Regions from separate parts of the Homo sapiens genome. Here region 2 is linked to region 1. The links are chromatin loops, found by intact Hi-C in ENCODE. Cell type or tissue: ovary. All regions are shown on one strand. Links, peaks and the distances in the headings refer to the core of each region. The heading gives the core; the rest is flanking DNA.

The links. Peaks named below come from ENCODE experiments on the same cell type or tissue, not always from the same donor. Only the 100,000 strongest peaks of a DNase experiment are listed, where the experiment ranks them.
Region 2: it touches region 1 in a loop (14-fold over the local background); 78 of 110 quality-filtered maps call a loop at or near these places.

Annotation. Positions count from the first base shown.
Region 1 is chr2:147,932,915-147,941,259 of GRCh38, forward strand. It overlaps ORC4 (origin recognition complex subunit 4), which reads right to left. Exons shown (of 14, transcript NM_181741.4): 11 at 6,226-6,334; 12 at 5,384-5,479; 13 at 5,232-5,299; 14 at 1-2,784. The coding sequence ends at 2,596. Among named protein-coding and RNA genes, the nearest start is that of ORC4, 84 kb to the right of the region's middle. In ovary, for the core only: a CTCF peak has its summit at 5,017 (motif pointing right); no DNase peak of the experiment used is centred there; H3K27ac peaks cover 1,236 bases.
Region 2 is chr2:148,985,167-148,993,511 of GRCh38, forward strand. KIF5C (kinesin family member 5C) reads left to right here. Exons shown (of 26, transcript NM_004522.3): 16 at 5,844-6,032. Among named protein-coding and RNA genes, the nearest start is that of LYPD6B, 49 kb to the right of the region's middle. In ovary, for the core only: a CTCF peak has its summit at 4,928 (motif pointing left); no DNase peak of the experiment used is centred there.

The DNA.
Region 1 (8,345 bases), core at 255-8,254:
TGATTCATTAGGACATTAACAGGTATTACGTTTTCAACATATACAGCATTATGATACAGTAAGTTTGGACCAAACAGGTATTCATTCCCCAGAGCCTTTCACATGCACGAGAATCAGTCATTTTAACAAGAATTCCGTTTCTGCTGGGCCACTTGGATCCCTTGGATTCAGATGTAAAAACACACTGAAATATTCCTCCTTTCACCTGCTTTTCAGTTTGAGGTAATCAGATTGAAAAGCAGGAGTTCATGCATTTTTTGGTTCTATTTTTCCTCCTCTAGTAAATGAAGAAAATAAGCTATATGTATAAGTTTACATTATTCTTGAACCGCTTTTTAAACTAGGGTTTTTCATATTTGTTTTTATTGATGACAATTAAAGCAATTTAAGAGACGAAGTTAGCTCAAAACTCTTGCGAATAGATTTTAGCATTTTTGTATGAGGGAATATGGAAAGGCCAACAAGCAGCACTGTTCCTCCCCACAAAAATGCCTTGGGAATATAATAGGCGTACACTTCATTTGTGTAACTTTTCCTAATGTATTTTTTTTTAATTTGCTTTATAACGGTTTCATGTTTACCTCAATTGGTACTTAGTCTTAAAATCTTTCTTTATACTTGGTTATTGATGGATCTTCTGCAGCTCTTATGTAGCCAATGAGACAGATGAGGGCTGTCAGCTTTTAAGTGACATCTTAAGCTAATAAGAAATTGGAATCCTCAAGTCATTTCATGAGGCTGTTACCCTTTAAGACAAATAATACTTTCCTCAAATAGTTCAGAAAATTTTTAAAAGGATCACTTAGAGCATAAGTGTAAAATTCTTGCTTCTAGTATATAATAGTGATGTTACCATGTCAAGTATTTTGGTGAAATATCCCCTAAAAATGTGTAGACTACGGCACAGATTGAGTATGCAAGCCTTAGCTTGAATGAGACTGCTGAGAAGTAAATGACAGGGATCTGAATACTTAGCAGGCTTAACTTTTTGCAGGGAAGGAAAGGCTATGTATGCAAAAGAATAGGTTGTAACTACTGAAGAGCTACTTTATGCTCAGAAACCTTTTATTCCACTTTGTATCCAAGATTTCATTAAAACATTGTTCCTTAGAGCATACTTTAAAAACTATTTGGTAAGGAATCCACTGTTGAACTTCAGGTCTTAATAGCACTGGCTTTGGTGCTAAACTGAGTTGAATTCCAAGCCTGTTGGCCATTCCCAGCATTGCCACTGCTGTGTTAGTTTTCTCATCTGTAAATAACTGCCTACATCTCACAGGGCCTCTAATAGTTAAATAGATTGTAAGCTGCACAAGCATAGGGACAGTCTGTCTTTTGTAAACCTCCCATGCACACAATAGGAAATCAAATATTCTTGAACAAATGAAGTCACTAAGTGCTCATTAAATTTCATTTTAAATATATGCCTCTGTTAATTCATGGATCTTGGAACTTACTTAAAAGACAATGCTTTGACGGACATTTCCACATTCCTCATAGGGATTTACTTTTTAATACAAACAGGTTCAGTTAACATTGCCATACACATCTCATTACTTTTGGGAGTGCTTTTCCAGAAATCTCTGGTAGTCACGTCACTTCATGATGGGGCTACGTTCTGAGAAATGTGTCTTTGGGTGATTTCATCACTGTATGAACATCACAGAGTATACTTACACAGACCCTGATGATATGTATATAGCCTGTTACACACTTAGGCTATACAGATAGCCTAGCCTATTACTCTTCAGCTATAGCACTGTACAGAATGTTACTGTAATCATACTGTAGGCAACTGTAACACAATGGTAAAACATTTGTATATTTAGACATAGAAAAGGTACAGTAAAAATATGGTATAATCTTATGAGACCACCCTTTATACAATGTCATTGACCAAAATGTTACGTGGTGCCATGACTATACTTGTTAAGAAGGAAAATTCCAGTCCTTTTGACCTATGGTAGGCTCAACAATCTGTAATTTTAGAAAATCCTACAAGGGATTCTGATGTGGATGGTATGAGTACCACATTTTGAGATGTCTAGAAGAAAAATCTTCAAACTCCTTGGCCTTTTTCTTCCATGGAACCATCTTCTGACTAAGCTGGTTAGTCTTCTGAACTAGAAAACCTGGGTCTGGGATAGAATCCAAAATTTGCATGTGGACAGAAAAAAACACTGCAGCAAACCTGCTGTACCAAAGGTTACTTATTATACTTCAGTGCTTACCATTGTTTTTTTTACTCCTTTGGTTTAAGGTTTGTAAAGACATCTAGCTGTTAGGTTGAAGTGAGCTCTTCAAATAGACCATTATATATATAAGTGTTAAAAAAGCACATGGTCTAGTCCCTAAAACAGTCATATTTTATTCTTCTGAACAGCTACTTACAAAGTAATCTCAATCAGTGAAATTATAAATCATGTAACTGTTCATGATTAAAAGGCAAGACACAGCCAAGACAGTAGATGGGCAAGTCTCACATAAATACAAGAATGTTTATAGAATGTTTAGCATATCATGTTAATGGACAATAGTTTTCCGTTCTCTACAGAAGTATGAATGAAATGCCAAAGTTGAAGTCACTGGTTATATTCATAACCAGCTTAGTGAGGATGTTGCCCACTGCCTCACATCTGTAGGACAGTTGGGATATTTCTGCAGAGCATTCATAATTTGAGTATTATCCAAAAGCAGTTTCATCAGCTGGTACTCTCTCTGTGAATTTCCTGAAGTTCTTTCCATGGGCTTTATTAATTCTAATTGCTGCAAGTGTTCAAAAGCCTGAAAGATGAAAGAAATAGTTTAGGTTGAATAGGAGAGGAGAGTGACAACTCTCCTGTTCTCTCCCAGAGAACAGTTAGCATTTTGGTCAGCTGCAGAACAGAGTACTGGGAAGCAAAATGTAACAACAATCAATAGGATTAAAAAAACTCTCACAACCCCATGAAAACTCATATTATCAGGTAAAACAGTGTCAGTGCACACTTACTTGTCCATATATTGTTGAATGTAAACACGGCAAACTTTAATTCAATATATACAATATGGTTTTCTTCCTAGCCTCATTCTCTATCATAGCTCCTCCTAGTACTTTAATAAATAGTTTCCAGTTCTCTGTAAAAACCTAAGAATCAGATAAGACTTTCTGATCAATTCCCTAGGCTACTCAGATTTGCATTTATATTTTGTCTGTCTCTATTTTTGCTTTGCTATGTAAAAAGGTAACACAGCTGTAACAGAGGGAGGCAGAAAAAGACCCTTGAGTCAACTAGACATATTCAGCTGATCCTGTAAGTAAAGGATTCAGCAGGCTAGTATGGACATGGAGGAGAAGGGACAGGCTCCTGTTTCCTCTAAGAAGTCTGACTGAGACTGTCACAACCTTCTTCCATCTTCCCCATCTTAATAGGGCTCTTTCTTGTCTACTTCCTCTTATCCTTAATATTCACCTATTATATCTTTTCTAACCTTGAGTGTTGTGTTAGGTACGTTATTAGGTTATGAAAAAAAAAACCATTAAATCATGATATACTAACCATTAAATAATGATACACTGAAATAGATTCCTGAGGATTCTATTATATTCTTACAACTCACTGTAAAAAACATCACTGGAACATATTCTCTATGTATCACATAAATTCTTCTGATAGAGAAACAGCTCAGATACCTTCATATCTGAACATGAGAAAATACTGGAGGCTGCAGGTGTTAAGAGCTGAATAGAACTGTGCAGATTTAAAACATTTCTAAATAGCAAAATACTTCATAATTGAAAATTCAGAAATGAGCAGCTACAAATTATTGAGAATTTAAATGCAGGCTGGGCGCAGTGGCTCACGCCTGTAATCCCAGCACTTTGGGAGGCCGAGGTGGGCGGATCATGAGGTCAGGAGTTTGAGACCAGCCTGACCAACATGGTGAAACACTGTCTCTACTAAGAATACAAAAATTAGATGGGCATAGTGGTGCACGCCTGTAATCCCAGCTATTCAGGAGGCTGAGGCAGGAGAATCGCTTAACTTGGGAGGCAGAGGTTGCAGTGAGCCAAGATTGCGCCCGCCACTGTACTCCAGCGTAGGCGACAGGAGACTCCATCTCAAAAAAAAAAAAAAAAAAAAAATTTAAATACTTGGGTAACCTTTCCATTTTCACAGCTCTCACAAAATAAGACTATTAGGGGAAAAAAACCCTCCAGTATTGTAAAATACTTTTCCTGTTTCTTTGAAGAAATGGCAATGCTCTGTACTCATTTTTGTTGCTACAAGAAATGAAATTCTGGTTACTAGGGCCTATAAGGGATGCCAATGGACTTGGGGAATCCACTGTTTTAAAAGTTTCTTTCCTTAAAATCTTCAAGAGCTGCACTGTCCACGCTAGGCTACTGAGCACTTCAATGTGTGACTCAATTTTTTTTTAAACTTAAAAATGGATATTTAGTTCTATTAGAAAATTCTGAGCATGTTTAGAACAATTTCAAAATGTAAATTTACTTTCTCAGCTATACATTTTATGGAATCTAAACAGCAAGAATTTCCAGTAAACATTTAGGCCATTGAGATGTGCTTAAATATAATGTACACCAAATGTTAAAGACTTAATTCAAAAGAATGTAAAATACCTTACTGTTCTTCTATAATGATTATAGAATGACACATTTTTGATATGTTGCATTAAATATATAATTAAAATTAAACCTTTTTATTTTTCTTACAGGTACTAGAAAATTTAAAACTACATTACATGGCTCACATTATCTTTGTAGTGGACAATGGTAATCTACATGAAGTCCTGAAGTTGTAAAACTCATGACTCAGCCCCCAAATAACACTTTCTCTGTATGCCCTCACAGGCCAATAAGATTTTGTCTTTTAAGTTTCTTAATGGCTCTAATTTTCATTGTTTTCTCCTTTTACTGCTGAGATTATAAAAGCCAATCCTTGGGTTGGAAAGGGAAAGGTTATATCACACACTATACTGAATAGTTGTTTTCGGGATGCAAGTGCTCTGAAGAGACAGCAGAGGGCAGTATACCTCCACAAACTAAAACAACCGGTCACTTCCTCAGATTTTTCCAAAATATTTCATTTTTAGATAATTTTCTTGTTTTGAAAAAAATCTCTATAATACTTAATGTTTAAAAATGAAAGTGCAATTTTAATACATAATCAAATTGGATGTAAAAAATATACTTGTCTGTAGAAAAATGACAGCAAACTAAATCTTACCTTCATGACAACAGGTTTTTCAAAATTATAAACGGAATGTGCTTTCCTTTGAACAAACTTCTGAAACTCTGAGTAGAAAGCAATGACAACATTATACCTTCAAATAAGCAGTGGGGAAGAGTCAGAAAAAAGCTACTTAAGTCTCATCTCACCATTATAGACCATTTGAAAATTAAATGGCTCTTCCTCATAGATGTCATTTAAATGTTTCATTGCTATTATAAGACAGATTTCCAAGACTGATAGACCTACAGTAAAAGGGAAAAAAAACTATCAGTTTAATGACATATAAGACTGAAATAACTGTTCTCCAAAGAATACAATATAGTGAAAGATCTATGGTTCTGAGGGGTGAAGAAGGTCAAGATTCTTCTAGATTTCAATGTGTTTCAATTATCTATATAAATTTAAGTTACTTAACCTCCCTGAGCTTAGTTTTTTTCCTATCTGCAAAATAAGGATATTTTTAAACTTTTAGAAATGTCACAAAGATTGGCGAAATATTATCAGGCACTCACCATATGGCCCACAGTAAACAAAATAAACTTCAATTGTTATGTGACTTTAAATCACACAGGGCCTTTGCGTAGGATTTATCTAGAGACTTCCTAAACTCCTGGAAATTATATCCAAATCTGTGTATTCCTTTTTTCCCCGGAGAGGAAAAGGTTCATTACATTTGGAAAAGGAAATAACAAACCCAAAATGACTGAAACCCAGAGAATGCTCTTCAGTAGTTCTTGATACAATGATAACATCAGCAACACAGTCTTACCTGGATTTCCAATGTGGCAAAAGAGGCAGAGCGTCAAATTTTTTTTTCACTTTAAATGGGAGTGATAGTACCTTTAAAAGGACTAAGTTAAAGGCTATATGGATACGAAAGTATTTTATAAAGCATTATGCCCACGTTAATTGTAATTTTAAAAACATTCCATTATCTAAATTCAAAGTTTTAAAAACCACAATTTAAAAAATAAGGCTGGGTTCTCACCATGTACAATATTTGCTTTCGAGTCCATGCTACACAGTTGGCTTGCTTCCATTAGATCTACGGCAGTCATAAATGGGTGCGATGCTGTTACTCGATTTAAAGCAAGCATCTAGGGAAAGACAGATCAGAAAAACAATTACGTATTTACATGGGCATTTTGGAGATACTGTGCAAAACTTCTGAATTTGTATAGTTAATTCTTAAGGGAGAGTAAATATTAATGCTTAGGAAGGTATTCTCAAATTCAGTTGTATTAAAATACAGTATTTCAATTTGTGTGTCACATAACTGCAGATGTAAAGCATAAAAAAAGTTCCTGCTGCTCTCTCTAACCCATCCCAGTTGCATAACTTGTTTACTTACTGCTTGGAAGAACAATGTTTAAAGAGGAGTAGGTCAAGGAGAAGAAACTGAAAATAATTAAGAATACTTACTAATAAAAGCCCCAAACACAAGCCCAAAAGGCAGATCTACGCCTTACTTGTTAACTTTTTCACCACCCAATCATCCAGCCAGGTTAGTATTAATTTAGACAGAAGTTAGCTGTTTTATGTTCAATTGTACAAAAAAGAAAAGAAAATAGCACATTTATACTCAGGAATAACTCTCCTTGAAAGCACAGTCTCCTTCTCTTGTGCTGCTTCTCTGTTCAAAAATGAACAGAGGTCCTGGACCAGAGTTGCTACTCAAGTATTTGAAGATTTCCTTCCTTCCTTCTTTATTTGTATTTTTCATGAAAGTTAAATTTGGTCATTTAGGGTTACAAGATTTAGCAGATAAAAATGCATGACCTCTGGTTAAATTTCAATTTCAAATAAACAATAAATAGTTTCTTAGTAGTATGTGCCATGCAATATTTGGGATATAATTATCCAAGAAACTCTCCTTCACCTTAACAAGGGCGCAACTGATTAGCTGGGCAGAGAGTTTGGCAATCCTTGTCCTTCATTCTCCTACTGGTTGGGACCTAGATTGCCAGTGCTCCCTCCCTTTCTCTCTCCTTTCCTTTTTCCTTTAGTTATTAATTTTTTAATTTTTATTTTTTAACTTCATTTTTCCATAAGTTATTGTGGTATGGGTGGTATTTGGTTACATGAGTAAGTTCTTTAGTGGTGATTTGTGAGACTTTGGTGAATGCATCACTTGAGCAGTATACACTGCATCATATTTGTAGTCTTTTATCCCTCGCCCCACTGGAAAACAATGTGGAGATTCCTTAAAGAACTAAAAGTAGAACTACCATTTGATACAGCCATCCCACTACAGGGCATCTACCCAGAGGAAAAGAAGTTATTATTTGAAAAAGAAAGAAGTCATTATTTGAAAAAGATGCTTGCATGTGCATGTTTATAGCAGCAAAACTCACAATTGCAAAATCGTAGAACCAACCCAAATGCCCATCAATCAACGAGTGGATAAAGAAACTGTGGTATATATATACTATGGATATGGATAAAGAAACTGTGGTATATATATACTATGGATATATGGATATATATATATATGTGGTATATATATACTATGGATACTACACAGTCATAAAAAGGAATGAACTAACAGCATTTGCAGTGACCTGGATGAGACTGGAGACTATTATTCTAAGTGAAGTAACTCAGGAATGGAAAACCAAACATCGTATGTTCTCACTGATATGATATGTGGGAGCTAAGCTATGAGGACACAAAGGCATAAATTTTTTTTAACATATACAAAGGCAACAGAGAATAATAAATATCTATGACTACTTTACCTGCTTAAGAAATATGATTTTAGAGTTGAAGCCCATCTCCTCCGGATTGGACTCTACTCTTCCCCACATAAAACAACCAAGTATGTCTATACTATTAGGTTGGTGCAAAAGTAATTGCCATTTTGGGCACTGAAAGTAATGGTAACTTTTGCACCAACCTAATACTTCTACTACATATACATGTATTATACAACAGAGTAATTTTCAACTTTTATATAAATATATTGTATCTTCACAACTCTCTTCACTGTGAGGTTTTACCCATGTTGAGGCAGTATCAATTCTGGTTTATTCATTTTTTCATTATATTTCTTTGTATATATCCACGATTATTCATTTCCTAATTTCCTATTGACAGACATCTTTCATT
Region 2 (8,345 bases), core at 86-8,085, 1.1 Mb after region 1:
CAGAAACTAGGAATAGAAGGAAGAGATAGAGTTAAAAATGGTATCAGCCCAGAACAGGTAACAATTTGCTGGAATATAGAAAGGCTATTGTTGTTATTAACCAAAAAGACAGGGTAGAGACATTTTTAAAACAAAACAAAAAGCTTTATTGAGGTATAATTTACATAAAGCTGCACATATTTAAAGTATACAGTCTGAGAAATTTTGACGTATGTGTACAGTCATGAAACCATCAGCACCGTTAAGATAATGAATGTCCCCATCTCCCCCAAAAGTATGTGGGGGCAGTTTCTGGTCTCTCTATTTTGTTTCATGGATCAAATCTTCCTGCCAATACCACAATGTTTTGATCACCATAGCTTTATAATAATACAGCATCTTATACAAAGGAGTCATTGATGAATATATGTTGATTTTGTTGAGCTGGGGAATGGTATTACATTGCTTACCTTACATGTCACAATTCCCTGAAACCAAATTCTTTGAATTTAGCCATTTTATCTTTAAAAGGCTGAATTCTACATCAGTCTGCTTAGTGGGGACACTCAGGTCGTGAGCTGGGATTGTTAAATACTGGAAAATGCTCCCAAGATCAGGCTTCCTTTTGTAGACTATTTCTGGGAAATGTTGAAAGCCGTTTTTGGATGGTGTAACAGGTCCCAGCTTAGAGTACATGACCGCTCGTAAATGTAACCATTCTTTCATGGAACCTTTATTGTAACTGATTATTTCATAAATCCTTGTGAATGAATCTAATTCTAGCACAGACTTCTCAGATACTATAGAGTTAATCTTATTAAGCTTCAATTTGGTGATTTTATATTTGAAGATTTAATTTTTTGAACCATACATTGGTGTTGAGCAATAAAATTCGATGTGAGGTGATTAAATGGCCTCACAATATGAAGGTGGAGTTGATATATGGGAAGTTGATGCTTGCTGCTGATAACGATAAAGGAAGAAGGTATTTTTATGCTAAGTTCTAAAATAGAGCTGATGAAAATGCTAATGAAATCAGGAGTGTCTGGGTGCTTCAGTATTGAAAAAAGAGTCTTTACCTTTGGGAATCTGAACTATGATTGAGATTGAGATTGTTTTTAAATACTCAATTGGATATTTTTGAGATTATTTTTGGATTCCAGACATTGGATGTCCTAGTTAATTTCATTGATAGCCATCATTTCTATCATTCTGGTTTTTTTCATATAATTATGAGTTCATCATTAGGGTGATAAGAGCTAAGGGAGTAGTTGTATGACTTTGGATGAGTGACTGTACTTCTTTGGGCTTCATTTTTCTAATTTATAAAATGACAAGATAAGCTCAGACAGTATCAAAAATTGTCGGCTCAGAAATTACTTGACTTCTGCACATTTGTTTTAGATTTATCCTTATAGGTACAGGTACTTTTCTTATTGGTCATGACTATGAATTGATATAGTAATTCTTTTGATATAGGAAAATGAACAGATCAAGGGAATTTGTTTCAGTGGTTTTGTATTTTTATTCCTAAAATGCCATTTAATTTTCACAAGGTCCCTCCTGGTAGGGCTCTGGGATGGGGGAAAAATATGACTATTGGAGCCTTCCCCAGTCCACAGTTCTAGAATATGACAGCTCTGAAAAGCCAGAAAACAGAAAAACCCATATATCCCCAGCTCAATCATGTCTTGAAACATTTCCAGAGTCCAGTCATTTTGTTTCATCAACAAAACAAGATGAGTCCAGCATATAACAAGATGAGCCCAATGTTAACTTTATCGAAGTTTATGAGTGAGCCTTCTCTTCCTTTCATGTACTGGTGGCACTGAACTGTCAACAGAAGTATGATGAGGTCCATACATTTGGAAAGGAGAGCTTTATTTTTCATAATGGGTTGCAGCCTGCAGGGTGGCCACTCTTACAGGTTGGGAAGTGTAGCCTTTGGCCAGAAGCCAGAAAGAAGCACTTTGAGGATGGGAAGAATGACAGGGACTTATGTTTTTCACAGGGTGGCCAAATAAACTTATTCAACAGGTTACAGGAGGAGCTATGAAGATTCATGAAGGAGTGGCATGTGCATGTGTAGTAGGAAAACATGTATGCAACATGGGTCCCATGTTCACTTTTATTTGGAGACTTAACATTTAAATGTATTATAATTAGGCCCTGTACATCAAAGGGTGAAGCAGAGGATATGAAGGCTGTGTGCAGCCTTAGTAGCCTGGCCAGAACCAGAACCACTTCATGGTTGGTGGTCTCTCGTTGGGGAAGGAACTTTGGTTGGTGGTTGTGTTGAAATTGCAAAAGAGAGGGGCAGGGGCAGGCTGTGGTTATCAGCAGTGAAGCAGTGGAGTGAATATTTCAAAAGGGCTGGCTTCTGTTTAACCCTTGGGGAAGAAAGCCTAATGCTGATTGGCGAGGGAGGGTGTATGACCAGGCGTTTCCAACTTCCCAATCTGTCCTGGGCTGGAACTCGGTATTTAACATTTCTCTGGGGTCTCCTTGGCCACGAGGGGGTCTGTTCAGTCATTCGGGGGGTTAGGATTTTATTTGTATTTCTTGGGGCCTACCTTACCTTGCTACCTTCAAAGGAATTTAGCCAGAACCTGAATAGAAGTTGAGGTAGAGTAAATGAACTGAATTGGACTGGCTGCCTTATTTTCTTTTGGCCCACACTGACTTCTTTTTGTCCCATTCTAACTTTTATGACTTTAAATGTGAACATGCACCTTACTTACCTTGGGTGTGGCCTAGGAATGGCAGTAGTTCATCATCGTGCACAGCCACTCCATGCTTGAGAGATGGGGGTAGGGAGGTGGAGAGGTAGGGATGACTCCCTGTATAGGCAGGTAGAAGCAGCAGGCCACATCTTCCATAGATTTCATGACGGTGTGGTCTTTTCTCCTGGGTTGGTCATTGATACTGGATCCCATGGTCTAGTATGTACTACTGGGGGCATTATCAGACTCTGGGACAGTTATAAATAAAATTTCAGCAGCAAACTGATTTTTTTTTTTTTTAAATAACAGTGTCCTGAAATTACTGGAAACTTTTGAACATGAAACCACTAAATATATGAACTTTGTAGTGGTAAGAAACCTCACAGTTAAAACCCCTTTGTTAGGGGTATTGTTTTTATCCATCAGGCACAAACTCAAAATCTCCTTTTAGATCTCCAAGGACAGGAACTGGCTTCAGAAGTTATAGCTCTGGTTTGGGAGAAGAAATGTCTAGCTCTTATTTTGGAGGAAGCCCATCTTTATACATATCTATATTTTTACTCTTCCTCAATTTACATGGGATCTAGGCATAAAAGACAAAGTGTCCTACTTTGACAGACCTGGAAAAGAAGAGGAATTCATTCTCTTCCCAGGGTGCCAGAGCTTCTGGCTCAGCAGCGTTTTCCTACCAGGAGCTGGTGTAGGCTGTGAATTCCATGTGGAAGAGATGGGTTTTACTTTGTCTTTCTGCAGAGGCTGGACAAGATGTAAGATACACCTGGTCAGGCTCAGGAAGGTGTTTCTCATCCTTCTCCTACACTGGACTAAAGACAGTGGCAGAACACACTCAACTTAAAGATTGCATGCTTTTCTCACCCAGTGTCTCCATGCCATTAGAATAGAAAAGGAATATAGTGAGGAGTGGTTTTGGTAGGCAGATCTTTGGCAGTCGGAAGTAAAATGGGTTTAACAAGGACCTCCATGAAGGTAGAGTCAGAAATAGATACTTGTCAATTTTCTTGCTGTTGACATACATTCTGCAGTATTGTTGACACTGGAGTCACTTGACATGTACTATTGTTGAACTTTTTTAATTTTTAATTTTTATTTCAGTAGGTTTTTGGAGGACAGGTGGTGTTTGGTTACATGGATAAGTTCTTTAGTGGTGATTTCTGAGATTTTGGTGCACCCATCACCTAAGCAGTGTACACTGTACCCAGTGTGTGCTCTTTTATCCCTCACCCCACTTCCCACCCTTTCTTCCAAGTCCCCAAAGTCCATTGTATCATTCGTATGCCTTTGTGTCCTCATAGCTAGCTCCCACTTATGAGTGAGAATATACGATGTTTGGTTTTCCATTCTTGAGTTATTAATACTTCACTTAGAATAATAGTCTCCAATTCCACCCAGGTTGCTCCGAATGCCACTATTCCATTCCTTTTTATGGCTGGGTAGTATTCCATGATTTTACACACACACACACACACACACACACACACACCACATTTTCTTTATCTACTCATTGACTGATGGGCATTTGGGCTGGTTCCATATTTTTGCAATTGCAAATTGTGCTGCCGTAAACATGCACGTCTTTTTCATGTAATGACATCTTTTCTTTGGGTAGATACCCAGTAGTGGGATTGCTGGATTGAGTGGCATATCTACTTTTAGTTCTTTAAAGAATCTCCACACTGTTTTCCATAGTGGTTGTACTAGTTTACGTTCCCACCAGCAGTGTAAAAGCATTCCCTGTTCATCACTTCCATGCCAACATCTATTTTTTTTTATTTTTTTTATTATGGCCATTCTTGCAGAAGCAAGGTGGTTTCACATTGTGGTTTTGATTTGCATTTCACTGATAATTAATGATGTTGAGCCTTTTCTATATGTGTGTTGGCTATTTATATTGTTGTTGAATTCTTATGGTAAGGTTGATGCCAAACTACAGGCACTCAGCAGTTTCTAGTGTACTTCATATTTGCTACCAAATTTCAGGGCTGATACCTGGTTCCATTTTTTTAGCCCTCAAATGTTTACTGAACAGATAGTGATATGATGAGTGAATGACATCAATAACGACATAGGTGGGCACTCAGAGTGTACTGTGGAACATCAAAAAACCACGGTTGGAGTCATTGTCTTTCAACCAGTGGAAGCCTGTGTTTCTGCGCTGGATTCTGGACAGGGCTCTTTGTTTTCTCTTAAGGTGCTAGGCTGCACTCTGGTGGCTAAACAAAATATGCACACAGTTACTTGCTCATTTGGTCAATTGCTCTTAAAGACCATGTTTGCATTTCAGCGGATGGGTTTCTATCCCAAGTAGCTTGCTTCAACTTTTGTTTCAAGTAGAGCTTTGAAACTTAGAAACTAAATATAGATCATGCGGGAATGCTGGCTGTCAGAATCTTCTTTTCTAAGGTGGATTTAGACTGTTGTTCTCAGATGATCTTAAATAATGAGCTAGATTACTGTCTGTTTGGAAGGAACAGGTGTGAAAAGGCAAAGGAAAATAGACTGGTAGTAGTAATGAAAAGTTATGCTGAGAAACCTTCATCAAGAAGCCCTTTGGTAATTCATAGTACATTCTTATTTATTCGATTTTCTGTTTAATTGAGGACTACATAGAAACACCTTTTTATTTCAATCCTTGTTTATAGAAACATATTCAAGGCATTACACTACTTGTCTACCTGAATAAGCACACTATAGAGAACATTAATGAAGTTTTGATTTGAGTTTTTATAGGAATTCAGCATCACCTTTCGGAGCATTGGGTGTCGCTGCTGTTACAGAGATGTAAGGTGTAAGACATTGAATGGAATACCTTTTTGAAGTTATCTCCTTTTAAAAATCTTCAGTGTTTCTTCTTATGCTGTCATTTCTCTTTCTAAAAATTGATGGTAATGAAAAACCTAGTTAATTGAGGATTATATTTAGTAGGGGGTTTCAACTGAAAGTTTCACCTGAGGTGTAGGAGAACTTGGGGTTGAATGTTTAGTACTTTCCGCTTGTCCTTTAATTAGGATTCTGAACCAGAAATCCATGGACACCTTGGGGATCCAGGGGCAGGTTTCCAGGGAGTCCGTGAACCTATGGAAATTGTGGGCAACATTTGAGTGTGTCCCCTTCTTTGCTCAGTTGGCAGATGTGAATGGAGTCATTGAGGAGGAGTTTACCATGGCCCGCCTGTACATCAGCAAGATGAAGTCAGAGGTCAAGTCCCTGGTGAACCGCAGCAAACAGCTCGAGAGCGCCCAGATGGACTCCAACAGGAAGATGAATGCCAGCGAGCGGGAGCTGGCAGCCTGCCAGCTGCTCATCTCCCAGGTGGGCCCTTCCCTTCCCCATCATTGCACTCTTGTTGTCTTGAGATCTGCTCCCTCCATGCCCTTGCTGGTGCTGATGGTGCACCTTAGGCTTAGTTGAGGGACTGCTTTGTGTAAGCTTGGCCTCCCCAGGTGATGGCAGCCCAGGTCTATTCCTAGGGCTACATTTTGTTGTGTGAAATAGATGAATTCTGTTGAGTCCGTTCCCTTTTTCGAGGATATATCTATCTACCCATCCATAGATGGATGGCTAGCTAGCTAATGAATGTAAAAGATTGGGTGGAATCTCTAAAACTCCTGTAAGTAAGGCAATATTCCCTCATCTTTTAATCTCTACCATAGGTCCACTTTAATATGGAAAAACAGAAACTACTACTAATAGTAGTAGTAGCAGGTGGCATTTTATTGAGTGTTTACTATGTACCATACACTGTGCTAAGTACTTCACATGCATTTTCTCACTTAATCTGAAAAAAATCCTGGTAGGCAGGTTTTATTATTATTCCTCAGATAGGCAGCTGAGATTTAGACTAAATGTCTGTCCAAACACCTACAGCCCGTGAATGACAGAGCTAGGACTCAAAAAAATGTGTGTGAACCCAAAACCCATGTCTTCAAGGGCTTTTCAAGCCCGAGGGTACATTTCACTTGCCTATTGAGTAAGGCTGCTCTTCTTCCTATTGGAGTGGCATTTTCAGTTTAATAAGGTAGCTTCAGAAAACAGCAACCCAGTTTCTGGGCTACCACTGATATCTGAGCTTGGTATTTGGGTCTGACGTTTCCAGGAGGGGTCTAGTTGTATACTACTTGCTGCTTTATGCCAGGCATTAAAATAGGCTGTCATTTGGAGTAAACAGGAAACAGATACCAACATGGATTGGTGTGTCAAATAATACTGAGGCGGACAAAAGCACACTTTATTCTGGTATGCTTTTAACCATAATAATGTGTAATCATAGAAACATCTCCAACCTCTCTGTCTAAAATGGATCCACAAGGTTCCATTTTATAACCAGCATAATAAGCAGAAATGTATTGAAAAGATTATTCAGTGCTAATATGTGATAGTAAAATTGATATATTCATACATTGTTGATAAAAGTATAATTTGGTCAGTCCTTTTGGGAAGCACCGTGGAAATCAGAAACCATAAAAATGTAAGTATAATTTAGTCCAGTAATTTCACTGACAGTATTTTTCATTGTTAATGAAAATGAAAAAAATTTATTTCATATGGTATTCTCATTTCCTGATTAAAAATATTAAAAGCTTTTATGCAAGGTATTGAAGACAGTGTTATTTTGCATTATAATAAAATAAATTGCCCAAATATCCATTGATAGACTAATAAGATAAAGTTACATGGAATAATATTATGCAGCTCTTATAAAAAATGTAAAAACCTAGCCATTGGGAAAGTCTAATGGTATAAAGTTAAGTGAAAATGAAAATGCTGAGTTGGATTTATATTGTGCTTTGCATTCCTGCAGCTAAGACCAGGAATATCAGGGGGAAATAGTCCATAGATTGGTTTATGGTTTACACCACTTTTTCTGGATTTGCTTTAGAACTTTATTTTTTTATGATTATATAGTTGTTATTTATAAAAAATTAAAATAAAAATGATATGCATTAGGCAACAGTGTACCTCATCTGTGATTTCTAGGTCATCTATGATACCAAAAGCATGTGTTTTGGCCAGCCTGCCTCTAACATTTCGGGGCCAAGGCAAGGGTACTCATGGAGACCCCATGGCCTGCAGCCCACCCTCTTCTCTTTCAAGCTGGACATACCAGCTCCATGTCCAACTCCCTTTTGCACCCGGTGTGAACTGATGGAACTGTTAGATGCCGGCTGCCATTTGTTTAAATGGGTGAGGAAGAGGTAGTGCCAGCCCTGGCCTTCAGACCTGGAGTAGGAAGTTTCTAGGTCCCCAGTACTCTGAGGGTGGTCTATAGGGGACATAGGTTCAGATGGACATGTTCCTTTGGCCTGTGAACTCTTTGCTTAGTGGAGTAGGGTGTAGCCAGAGGAGGGCCCAGTGGGGTGCTCTGAATCGTCCAGGTCTCAGACTGACACTGACTTTGCTGTATGAGATCAGAGTCGAGAATATTATGATGTGTTGAGTTTAAAGAGTACCTGTTCTAAAGTTCTCTTTCTGCATCAGCAACAAACACAGCTTCCATTAGGTGGAGGTTTGCACTCTGCTACAATTCATGCATAGCAAAGATTCGACCATTATTTCCTGAGGTTCAAAAGTAACAGAAACCATGGCTGTTTATATTCTGATGTGATCTAAGGAATCTGACACAGT